Regions from separate parts of the Homo sapiens genome. Here all the other regions are linked to region 1. The links are chromatin contacts, found by Hi-C or POLR2A ChIA-PET in ENCODE. All regions are on one chromosome and are shown on one strand. Each heading gives the region's core, a stretch centred on a gene start or an enhancer-like site at or near the end of the contact. The rest is flanking DNA. Distances are from core to core; before and after follow the strand shown. Region 1 holds the start of SETD7 (SET domain containing 7, histone lysine methyltransferase). Region 2 overlaps MAML3 (mastermind like transcriptional coactivator 3). Region 3 overlaps MGARP (mitochondria localized glutamic acid rich protein).

Region 1 (4,099 bases), core at 529-3,028:
AAGTAAAAGTAAACGTTGAAGAAAGAGAGCAAGCCCTAACAATCTGAGATCATTTTTCCTTTATCTTTCACAACATGGAGGCACAAGAAGTCAACAACTTTTAACTTCTCAGAAGGCTCCCTGTGGATCAACTCAATCAATGTATCTGGGCCTCACTCCAGTAAGCCCCAACATTGGCTTTATTTATTAGAGAGATAAATAGCTCTGTGAGTTCACAACATGGTGAAAATTTTCTTAACAAAAACCACAGTCTTTAATTGGCTTCGAAGTTAGATGAAGAAATAAGTTTTAATATTGGCATTACATTGGATACTTTTCAAGAGTTCAGAAATATTAGTCTGCTTAATCTCCCCTTAAGATCTCAGAAGCACTGCAAAGGGAGTTATGTTTATGAAAACATTAAAACTGATTTTTCCCTAGTGTAACAATAACCATGTATCCTTATGCATTTGTAGTGTCGCCACTTTTTTTCTTTATCCTTCGTCAGAACTTGTGTTTATACAAATCAGACAGAAACCAGATTCAACCAACAGCTAAAAATTATTTACTCACATGCTTAGTTTAAAACATTCTGGTATCATACCACACCACACTGAAAAACATCACGACGTACTGTATGGAGTGGAACCAAATAAATACGCTAAAGAGTATTTTCCAGTATTCGCTGTTACAAAATCATAACATCCTATGATACAAACAACGAGATTGTATAACGTCCCCACATCGTTTTTTCAGAACTAACAAAAAAAAAAAAAAAAAGGTGGAGAAACTCAGCAAAACAAAGTGGCGAGAAAAGTCGGGGGAGGGGCGGTAGAAGAGAAGGGGCGGAGAAACACGACACTGAGGCGGTGATATCACCCACAGCCAACGGCATGGAATTCAGAAAGTTAAGTGTCACCCAGCAATCTCGGTGCGGACTCGCGGCGCGCCTGCACAGCGTGGCGGCTGCATCCCAGCCAAGCAGGAAGGGGGAGGGGGAGGCCTGACTGAGTTCGCTCGGGGGCAGCTGAGGGGAGGGCTGCCCGCCTCCCGGACGGCGCACGTTCGAGTCCCGGGTCGGGAGACTTGTCCGTCGCCCGACAATGATTTCATCTTTTCGGAAGAGCTGCCGCCTGGGCCGCGGCTGCCACGTGCCTGGTCTGGCCCCGTGCGCTGCGCCGGGGGACCTACCCGGACGGGGCCGCGGCCGCCGCGGGGCGCAGAGGCAGCAGAAGGGAAGGGCTGGCGGCCGGGAGGGGATCGGGGTGGCCAAAACTGGGCTAGGGGATTGCTCCGCGGAGTCCGCCGGCCTCAAGGGGCTGCCCTGCGGAGTGCACCCACCCTCCGCGCCCAAAGGCGGAAAGGCCAGAGCGCGGGGCAGGTTTCGCAACTCCGAGGGTGGATGCAGGCTGTGGCCGGGCGGGATGGAGCGGCCGTGCGTTTCCAGCGCCCCCGGCCTGGCGGAGCCCCATTCTCGGCCTGCGCCCCGCCGCGCAGTGCGCGCTCCCGGCGGCGTGACCGTGGCTGTCGGGCCCCCGCCCGAGCCGGGCAACCGGCCACCCGTGTAGGGGACAGTGGCGGCCGCGGGGCCCGGCGCCGCGCTGTTCGCAGCCCGCCACTCCTTCCGCGCTCCAGGCCCTCTGCGCCTCCTCCCCCGGCCCCGGAGAAATGCTTGTACCTTCCACCGCCTCCTCCACCATCTCGTCGTCGCTATCCATGGCGGCTGGGGACACTGCCCAGCTCGGGGCTGCGCGGCTGCCTCCCGTCCCTCTGGGTGCTCCCGGCGGCTGAGCGAGCTCTGGGGCTCGCGAGTTTGGAGGAGGAGGAGGAAGAGGAGGAGCAGTCGGGGCTGGCTCGCACTGCCTCCCCCTACAGCCCTTTCAATTCCTTGGCCTTCAGCTGCTGCGGCAGCAGCCGTCGTCCCCCCTCCCTTCGCCCACTTGCCCCTCGCCTCGGAGGCTCCGGTGTGCCGCCTTGGCCGCTGCCGCTGCTGCAACTTTCTCCTGTAATACCCTCTCTTTGTTATCGAGCAGCTGATCCGCTGACATCACCCAGCGCCGGTGCGCTCCCTCCCTCGCTGATTGACAGTTCCCTGTCCCTTTCCAGAAGTAAGGCTCCTTAAAACGAAAGGCGCTCCGGGGCCGCGCGTATTCCGCGTCCCAGCCAACCCGCCTCCGGCCCGTCAGCGTTTCTCTTTTGCTTAGGTGCGGCTTGGCGCGCCCCGAGCGCTCAACGCGGTCCTGGGCGCTGCGGGCTTCTCGCGGACACTTGGACCGCCCGTAGGGGCTCCGAGCTCCCGACCTCCCGTTGTGCCGGGAGCAACTTGAAAGTCCGTCGTGCACTGTCCGTGTTCCCTCGAGACAACCTCCAAAGTGCCAGGGAAGCTAAGGAAGCGTTTCTGACGCTCTGGCGCCTGGACTTCCTCTCACCCTCGCCCCCACATCACCCCGTCGCCACCGGGAGCTGCACGAGTGCGACACGCAAGGGAGCGCAGGTGTCCTCGCGGTCCCGCATCACATCCGCAAGCCGATTTCCCCAGCTCGGGGGCTGTTATCTGGCCCGGATTCCGCAGGATGGCGGGTCCACCCCAGCGCCCCCACTCCCCGCCCTCCTTCGGGTCGCCAGGCCCTCGGGTGATTCAGAAATTCATCAAATCCAAATGGCAGCGGGCTCTCTGTCAGGCAGGAAACAAGCCGCACCGAAGGCTCGGCAGGTTCCTCCTTGCTGCTGTGGTAATGGAAAAGGAGCCGCCGAGTGGAGCTAACGAGGAAGGAAGGACCCTCCGTCTGGCGCGCCTCTTTCCCGCGCCTCCCGCCCTGTACGTGTGATGTCCCCAGCTGTCTCTCTGTTTCTCCAAGTGCCAACCACTTCACAGATTCAGGCGTCCTCAAGTGGAGAAAACCATTGGGCACCCGGCTTCCGGCCCGGCCACTTAGTGTCGTTATGGCGCTGCCTCTTACAGGTGGCGGTAAAGGGCGACTGTAAATAGCCGATTAAACAGATGTAAATGTACACAATGTACCGTGGAATTACCGGGTGCCGCTCTGGGCACCCGCCAAGAACAGCTACTGCATGGAGGGGAGGAGGGAGCAAAAAAAAAGTAATTCCATTTTGTTTTCTGATCAATGAATGAGACTTTGGGGATTTCAAAATACTTCCAGCGCCCAGGAGACTACTCCTTGCTTTTGGCTCTGTGCTTAAATGGTAGATATTTTTGTCAAGTATTGCCGGCTTGTTTCTTAAAGTCAGCTTTTCCTCTATGAAAAAGAGAACAATGCTAGGGACATTAGCCCCACACACTTCCAGGAATTTCAGCCCCTTTGACTGTTTTAGAAAGGGGAGGGTCCTGGACCAGAAGTTAGGAGACTTGAGTCCTGGTGCTGCTCACCTGCAGAGGTGTCTTGGGAGCCCAGCCAGCCAGCCTGAATTCCTCCAGATTAGAGGCTTAGTCTACATTGACATAAGGTCCTTGGGGCTTAGGCTAGAGCACTCTGAGGTTCTTTGGCTCAAGCAAGACACCCTCTAGCTTAGTCTATACCTCTCTGAAGTCTCTTGGCTTAGGTTTGACCTCCTTAAAGTCCTCCAGTGCAGATACTGGGAGTCCAAGGCTAAACAGAGAAGGTGTACGTGCAGTGGAAGATGAAAGAGCCACTTTAGGTTACATCATTTTCAAACATGAACCACAGAAACAGGATTTTATATCTGATTTTTAAAAAGCCATCATTTACTGAGCTCGGTCACTCACTGGTTTTGAATTATATGATATTTTTTCTCATTTAACCTTTTTACATATCACCCCCTCCCTTGCATATTATACTGGTGCACTAAAACATACCAGATACTCGTCTTCCCCAGTTTCCAGTTGATTTTCAGGGTGAAAAACAATGCTGAAAGCTGAAGGAAGCAGCAAAAAGACTTTATTCTCTTACTCAAAGGCAGTGAGGCAGGGCTGGGAGGCTGGAAGAAATCTCTCAAGACGTACAGAAGACACAGTTTCATGGTGGGTGGGTACGTGTGGGAGTGAAGGAGAGGGGAGGAATCATGTTGCAAGTGTCCAACTGTCCCCTTGGTGCTGTGAGGTTTTCCCAGCCTGTACTAAGCACCCAAACTGTCAAGCGCT
Region 2 (4,099 bases), core at 583-3,082, 330 kb after region 1:
TAAACTTTTTTAAGTAGGGAGTTTCCCTTCCTTAAAAAAGTATTTTCCCAGAGGGTAGAATTAATACACATGTATGATAGAAAGTTTAGAAAATTCAGTTAAATATAAAGAGGAAAACAATAATCACTCATAATTTTTCCAGCCAGAAATAAATATCATTCCTAACATTTTAGGAATTCAGTATTTAGAATTCCTAAAATAACATTTTAGTTATTCAGTATTTTTCTACACATATTAAAAGTCACAATTTGGATTGTAACATATAATTGTTTTATGATCTATTTTATTCATATTATGAGCATTTCCATATGATTAGTCATTCATTTATATCATGAATGTCATGTACGTATTTATTTTTCCAAAATACTTATTTTTGGATCAAAGTTTTCACTATCATAAGTAACACCATGAGCATAATCTTTGTTCAACCATCTGATCAAAAAGAATAATATGTAAATTCTGAGAAATGCAATTACTAGATAAAACACATTCAAAATTTTGAAATATCTTTTGTTTCTATTTTTGTTTCCCTGTTTTTTGAAATATACAGGAAGTAAGCGCATTCCTATTCATTTCTGAGATGGCATTTTATACAAATGTTCCAAATAAGTAAACATCTGTAAAAGACAATTTTCTTGAAATAAACGTGCCTAAAAGGCTTTGCTGCTGAAGTCATTCATTAAAACGAAATGTTGATCATGGTCATTGTGATCAACAAAGAATAAAGTGAGTTTTCACTAGCAATAGCAGAAAACGAAACTGAACTAAACCTATGTATAATTATATTTTATATCGTACCTGTAATTCGTGCTCGTATTTGTGGAATGTACCCGCATATAATGTAATGAACTATTCTGAGAACTATGTAAATACTGCTTCACAATCAGATAAAAACAAGAAATAAATGATATGTTTGCAGAAAGACATTCACATGTTTATATATGTATTTTGAAGCTCGTTTCAAACAGTGGTGAGTTAATATTTCATTAAAAAGCACGCTTTTACCTGATGAGATTTTGTGAGGTTAAGAAGTGATTATTCTAATGAGGACTCACAAAAGAACATTCTGTCCACACTGAAAATACTTCGTGAGACGAGAGAAGAGAGGAGGAGCACACAGATTTAATCCAGAAAAACATCACTTTGCTTCTTCAGCTGACTGAGCTCTTTCAAAACATGACCTCTGCAGCTACCAGCTTCAGTGACACATAGTTAGGCAGGCATAAGGACCTCAAAGAAGTACCCTTAAAACTCATGTTCCCGCAAAGACAGGAACTTGTCCCAAGTTGGCACATTTTGAAAGACATTTAGTGGGGGTGAGGATAGGTGCATCATTGCACTCACATGTCTGCAGAGCCTGTGAACTGGAATTAATTATTCATCTTTGGTCTGGCTTGAAGGAAATACTCTACTGTAGCTAGTGTAAGAACAGCGAATGTAGAAGCACAATTTGTATTAACAACAGACCATTCTGACAGCTTGTGATCTCATAAACCTTCTGACACGCCTGGGCTACTACAAACATTCATGTATATTGCCTATATTTCTGCCTGCTTCAGAACTTAATCTGGAGTATATAAAATGCTGTTATCTCCCCAATGGTATATATTCTTAATGAAACTAAGATAATATATAGAAGTTCACATTTCAATGATATTTTTCTAGTAGCTACTGATTGCAGTCAATGTAAACCAAGTTATACTTTTATTTATCCAGACGGAATCTTTAGAGCCGGCTGGCATGTGCAGACAAGAAGCCACTGTGAGGTTTGGGGGTTGTAAGGCTGAGGACAAGAATGAAGCCACAGAGCTCAGGCCTGTCTCTGCAGGCCAGCACCACCTCCAGCCCTGCAGCTCCATCAAGCTTGGGGTTTCGGGGGTGGGGTGGGGCACTCCAGGAGCTACAAGATGCAAATAACCAAGTGAGGCAAGATCTGCCTGCGTTATTTCCCAGTGCTTCTAAAGTACTCAACTGTGGACACCTACCCAAGCACTAGTTAGAACCTGTTTAGACATGAGGGCCTCTAAAGCAAAGACTTTTCTGCAAATTCTCCAAGTAAAATGACCATGTCTGCATCCTGGAAGAATTGAGGCACAGCACAGCAACTGGCAGTAAGATGATCTCTCTTGAATTCATCCATGTAGGGCAGGGGGAGTCGCTTTAATGGGCATTTCCCCACTCTCTCCTTCAGGGTAGAACAAATGTTATATTAAAGGAGCTTTGGCTGTTTGCCACTGGTCAGGATGAAGAGACTGAAAAGCTTGTCAATGACTATTCACTTCCCGACTGGTTGCTGCTCATTTTTTACCATGCATACCAAGAGCCCAACCTCCCATGAAGGAGGACAGTGGGAAAGTAGAGACTTTAATACAGCACTAAGATATATTCACCATCACATTTTCCTGAAATAGAGCTGATTGTATCAGAGAGGTTTCATTGCACTCCCAAGTAAGAAGACTGAACCAGCTTCTAACTGTTGCTAGTCTAGCAGCAAGTGTTTAAACATTATAAGGTCCTACAAAAATCTACCCTCCACTTCACTTTGAAAATCCAGAAAGCTCTCCTATATTTGAATATCAACAAGCCAAATTTCCCATTATTCATAATTCAGTAGGACAGCTGAAGGCTGCTCAGGGCCTTATAAAACTGTTGTAGACAGCCCTGAATGTCCCCTGCTTCCCACCACCCAGAGCCTGGGATCATGCAAGCTGGGAGAGAAGCTACAGAGGTAGTGCCGTGTTTGGTGGAGTGACCTCTGCAGCCTCCCTCCCTCAGAGTGAGAATTTTATGTAATTCTTATCTGCAGTTGGGAATAAAAGAAGTTTGATTCCTAGACACTGAAATACACGAAAGTTTATCATGCCACCCTTTTCCATTTCTTAGGAGAAATGGAAAAAGAACACTCCAAACCTGGCCACTACCTGAGGATGTGTAAAGAGGTTTTCTGCAGGCAATTAGACCCCACTACAGTGGAAGCTTGTAGAACATCACACATCGACAGTCTGAAATGCACCACAAGAACTGCTCGAAGAGTGTGTCACTTTCACACTTACCTGACCGTGGGATGGAAGTGCAGCGTAAGCCATGGGCTGATTCATCACTCCTTTCTGCTTCATGAGAAGCAGGCGTTTCTGGTCTTCGCTCAGGTGTGCCCTGGGGGCCTGGAGCTGTGGAGGTGGCGGCTGCTGCTGCTGCTGCTGCTGCTGTTGCTGTTGCTGCTGCTGTTGCTGCTGCTGGATATACGGCATCAAGGGGTTTTTGTTGGGGTTGGCCACTGGTGGTGTCATCCTCTGACTCAGGTCTGCATTGAAGTGGGTCAGGGGTTTAGTGTTGCCATAAGTCAGAATATTGTGCTGTTTGTTTAAGGAGTTTGTACCCAAGTTATTTGGCTGCTGATTGATCATATTCATGTGATTCTGAGGGAGGTAGTTATTCATTGTTGTCTTCTGCAGGTTGTTTGCCATTGGAGGCACTATAGGGTTTTGGTTGTTAAAGGCTTGGGGGTACATCATTGGGCTATTTGGTTTTTCTGCAGTAAAAGCTGCTCCATATGGACTAGAGGGAGGTCCTAAGGGAGACCAATTTGAAGTCTGATTTGAGTGCTGTTGCTGCTGCTGCTGCTGCTGCTGCTGCTGCTGCTGCTGCTGCTGCTGCTGCTGCTGCTGTTGCTGTTGCTGTTTCTGCTGCATGAGTTTGGCCCTTTGTTGCTGCTGTGCAGCCATCTGTTTGAGCTGTTCTGCTGGAGACATGTCAGAGCTGGGCACAGCCACAGGCCCTGACGCTGAACCGGCCACTGTCACTGCTGCCGGATTCAGGAGATAACCATTTCCAGGCCGAGGTGGAGCTTGGCCTGGAGTGTGGGCTTGGTTTGGAGTTTGAGGGGACTGGACAGCACAGTTTGCTGGTGAGCTTGCAGGGTTTGGAGCTGCGGGAGTGCTGGCAACAGAAGGTAAACTAGTGGCCGTGGAGACAGTAGAAAAGGGAGGACCAGAAGAAGAAGGCCTCGCCTGGGGAGATCCCATGGAGACATGTGCGAAGGGAGAGTGAGAGGGGTCGCTCTTCACGCTCGCACTCTCCTGGGAGAGAGGGGTCTCAGTTG
Region 3 (4,099 bases), core at 423-2,922, 290 kb before region 1:
TATTCCTTAGAAACAGGGATTCTTTGGCCAGTCTTTTATGAGAAGAGTATTCCCCGGAGAATGGAGGGAGGAAAGCAGAAAAGGGCAGGGGGAAGAGCTAAGCAGGGAAGTCATCTCGGCTGGAGACCAGCTTCAATCTGCTCCTTGGGGTGGGCTGGAGCATGAACTATTCAATTGTACTGCAGAGTTGGTGCCATCTTTTGTAATACTATGGCAGTCAGTCATTGGTTGTGAACTGCCTATGGTGAGGGTGGGGTGTGGGGTGTAACACTCATAGCAGCTGGGGATAAATGTACCCAGTTAAGGGGTCCAATTAAGGGGATCTAGGCAGAGCATCGGCAGTGTCCACTACAATTTCCCAACTTACTCCATAGCCAAAACCTTACATGACCCTGCATGATCTAGCCCACCCTGCCTACCCACTCCCTTTCTCTCTGAGACCATCTCTGGCTACTCTCCCTCTTTTTCACTCCACTTTAGCCACACTGGCCACCTCGCAATTCCTCAAATTCCCAGCAGGATCCTGTTTTAGATCCTTTGCCCTTTTCTGTTCCCTTACCTGGCTGATTCCCCTAACTCCTACCATTAGATGGTCCCTTATATATCTTTCAGGTTTCTACGCAAAAGACACCTTCCTAGTAAGGCCTCTTTTGGCCATCCTATCTAAAATTACAACTTCCACCTCAGACTAACACTTACAATCCTTTTATTTTCGTTACTTTTATCCTTAGCACTTATCAGTACCTAACACACTATATCATTTTCTCATTTGTCTTCTTACCTGGTTCCACTCTAGAATATAAACCGGGAGCACTTAAAACAATACCTATTATGTTGTAAGTGCTCAGCTAATATTTGTTGAACACGTGAATGAATGAAAGATTCCTGGCACAAAGTGCTAATCTTCAATAAATATTGTTTGAACTGAACTGAAACAGAAAATATCTACATAGTCCCCTGTGTAAGTACTATAGATGGGAGAGGGCATACATATTGTTACATGCAGGGTTCTCCATAGATTATATGCTCTTTCTTCAATAATATTACGAAAGCCTACATTTCTCATGTGATGTTATGTACCTGTATGTTAATATGTATTATTTGTACATGCAAATATTAGTGAAAAAAGTAGAAGCACCAAAGCTTTTCTAATTTTATTTGACTCAAACTATATTTTAGACCTACATATCATACAATAAAGTAAGCTGAAAGCATAGTGAAATTAAAGTAAATACAGGTTGTATGGATAGCTCAATTTCTTTAATATAAAATGTAAATTCAGAGATGACTGGGATAAAAGAAAAGTGTCTAGAAAAAAAAACCAAAGATGAAACTATTTAAGCTCTTTACTGCAATGTCATATTCTGATCTCAGACAGTAGAAGAGTAGTAAGAAATGTACAATCTCAAGTCTCTCAGTCCTAAAATCTATCAGTGGATGCCAAAAATCTTCAAGACCCATTAACGTTTTCTAGAAAATAAGTCTTTTTTTTTTTAAACTAAGTGTACTAAAAACACAAAAGCACTTATCAGACACCCTATGGCATTTGTTGCTGAAATGTCTACCGGCTGGAGATTAGCCTTGAGCCGAAGCAGCCTCAGAGCCAACACTGGCTTCCTCCTGTAAATCATCTCCAGCAGAGGACTCTGACTCAGCTGGAGAATTTTCTTCTTCTAGTTCAGCATATTCATCAGAGGTTTCGTTCTTTGTTGTATCTTTATCATTATCGATGGTGACAGCTTCATCCAGGGCAGCATTTGTAACCTCTGGGGTTGTTTCAGGGTTTACTTCCGTGGTTTCCCTCGCCGCTGCATCTGTGACCTCTGGCCCGGTTTCAGCACTGACTGCTGTGGTCTCCGGAGCAGCCTCCACGTGACCTGGACAGGCAGATGCCTCTTTTATGACCACAACTGTAGCACTGGGACTTTCTTCAGCATCTACCACCTCAGCTTCCACTATAAGTTCTTCTGGGGCTTCTGAACTTGCTTTCTCAGTTTCCGCAACATTCTCCTTTTCACCTTTAAGAATTAGTCATTAAGCAAGGTATTAATTTAAAGATCGTGGGAAGGCAATGAAACACTGCGGTCGTTTAAACACCTAAGACAGAACTACATGCACTGATGTGTAACAGTCTTCAAGGTAGACTCTCAAGTGAAACAGCAAAAAAAGAACAATGTATACAGTCTGCTACTATTGTTAGGGCAAAATGAGGTTGGAGCAGGAGGGGGGTAAGTTGTATGCCTAGATAATTGTATTTGCAAAAACTCTCCAGGAGGATTCCAAGAAACTGGTTCTATTGGTTGCCTCTTGGAGGGAAAATGGGGGATCTGCTTTTCTGTAAACTCTTTGAACTTAAAAAAAAACACACTTGAATATATTACTTAGGCAAATATGAAGAATACAAAAATAAGTAGCTATCCTATTCACCTTTCATATGAGACAGCATGGAAGAGTAGCCAAGTTCCTAGCTGGTGACTCAGAAATCACTAATCCTCTCTCAATCTCATTTTTGTCATCTGTAAAATAGGGTATTGATAATATCTACTGCACAGGGTTATTGTAAAGATTAATTAAAATACTGTATATGAAAAGGGGATTAAAATAAAAAGTTCTATGCAAATGCTTATTAGTATTATAAACAACCGCATGATTATATTCAATAATATGTATTGATGATATTCTGTTTCTTATTATTGTCATGACAGGTTAAAACTGATTCATAAGCCCCTAATATCTCTATCCCTAAATAGTGATCATAGTAATTGATAATAATAGCTTGGAAAAAAGTATGGTTTAAAGCAAGAAGTGGCTAGGCATAGTGGCATATGCCTGTAATCCCAGCACTTTGGGAGGCTGAGGCAGGAGGGATCACATGAGGCCAGGAGATCAAGACCAGCCTGGGCAACATAGTGAGACCCTGTCTCTGCAAAACATAAAAAATAAATTTGCTGGGTGTAGCGGTGCATGCTTGTAGTCCTAGTTGCTTGAGAGGCTGTGATGGGAAGATTGCTGGAGCCCAGGAGTTCAAGGCTGCAGTAGGCTATGATTGCACCACTGCACTCCAGCCTGGTTGACAGAGGGAGAGCCCGTGGAGGGAAGGGGGAAAGGAAGGGGGAAGGAAGGGAGGGTGGGAAAAAGAAGTGTAGGAAGGAAGGAAAGAGTGAAAATATAAAGTTTCTGTTCCCATGGTCACCATTTTATCAACTGAAGGACTCATTATACACAACTGATTCTATTATGTCAAATGTACCTTGTTTGCACAAAGGCACACAGGTGGTCTTAGCCAAAACTGAAAGATAATTTGTTATATTATTATTTTTAGATAATGAGAAAAATGAAAGCTCATGCCTGCATGGGTGGATGCCTGAGCAGGGGAAAATAATATTACCACACAAAGGAGTCAAAAGTCACTGGTCAGCAATATAAATGTAAAACATTCATTTGTCAAATGCATTCATCCAAAAGGTGTAACAGTGTTCTTCAGGTTTCAGTTGAACTTTTCCTTTCTAAATGAACTTATACCTAGAGTCATTCTGGATTAAGCTAGGAAAGAAGCCAAAAGCAAATAGTGTTCATTGCTAGACTAAGTGGATGGAAATTAGTGCCTCAAAAAATAAATAAAAATAAAAAATTAAGAAATTCATTTACCTTGAAATGGATGTATCTCTGCTTTTGTTTTTTCTTTCAAATTTGTTTTATGTTCTGTGTGTTTGGCTTGGTCTGATGTGACTGTCTTGTAAGCCTGAAAGTAAATGTATGCTTAGGTTTATTTCTTGAGCTTTAAGATTTGTCACGCCACATCCAAAGGTACACTCAAGTCTCCCTGTAATCACCATTAGAAGTTTAAACCATAATCCCAGTGTAGCAAAGAAGAGAAATCAGTGCACACCACTTACTCTTTTACTTCCCTTTTGGAAATCTTTGTTATTAAATAGAATGCTTTAAAAAGGAAGAAAGGTGAGACAGGGGATGAGGAGAGAAAAACTACCTATTGGGTACCATACTTATTACCTGGGTGACAAATCAATCTATACATCAAACCCCCATGACACATAATTTACCTATTAACAAACCTGCACATGTACACCTTAACCTAAAA

The links. A loop is a pair of places that touch in the nucleus more often than their neighbours do. ChIA-PET counts read pairs that join two places held with the same protein, here RNA polymerase II (POLR2A). Pooled maps may share reads with other maps.
Region 2: POLR2A ChIA-PET joins it to region 1 with 15 read pairs in MCF 10A. The contact joins the enhancer-like site here to the promoter of SETD7 in region 1. POLR2A ChIA-PET finds 5 or more read pairs at or near these places in 2 of 52 experiments (MCF 10A and PC-9).
Region 3: a loop to region 1 is called in a pooled map, with 8 times the contacts of the local background. The contact joins the enhancer-like site here to the promoter of SETD7 in region 1. A Hi-C loop is called at or near these places in 7 of 50 pooled maps. POLR2A ChIA-PET finds 5 or more read pairs at or near these places in 2 of 52 experiments (H1 and activated T-cell).

Annotation. Positions count from the first base shown.
Region 1 is chr4:139,554,441-139,558,539 of GRCh38, forward strand. SETD7 (SET domain containing 7, histone lysine methyltransferase) reads right to left here and starts at 1,779. Exons shown (of 8, transcript NM_030648.4): 1 at 1,658-1,779. The coding sequence starts at 1,697. RefSeq lists silencers at 1,087-1,276, 1,407-1,576, 1,637-1,696, 1,917-2,026 and an enhancer at 2,767-2,936.
Region 2 is chr4:139,886,304-139,890,402 of GRCh38, forward strand. MAML3 (mastermind like transcriptional coactivator 3) reads right to left here. Exons shown (of 5, transcript NM_018717.5): 2 at 3,054-4,099. Among named protein-coding and RNA genes, the nearest start is that of MGST2, 220 kb to the left of the region's middle. RefSeq lists an enhancer at 1,744-1,883. Within about 2 kb of position 1,833, at least 6 of the 41 ENCODE cell types and tissues checked have a DNase peak (open chromatin) inside an H3K27ac peak, as active enhancers do.
Region 3 is chr4:139,265,024-139,269,122 of GRCh38, forward strand. MGARP (mitochondria localized glutamic acid rich protein) reads right to left here. Exons shown (of 4, transcript NM_032623.4): 3 at 3,649-3,742; 4 at 1,142-2,018. The coding sequence ends at 1,576. Among named protein-coding and RNA genes, the nearest start is that of MGARP, 13 kb to the right of the region's middle. RefSeq lists enhancers at 1,124-2,323, 1,662-1,991 and a silencer at 2,132-2,231. Within about 2 kb of position 1,673, at least 24 of the 41 ENCODE cell types and tissues checked have a DNase peak (open chromatin) inside an H3K27ac peak, as active enhancers do.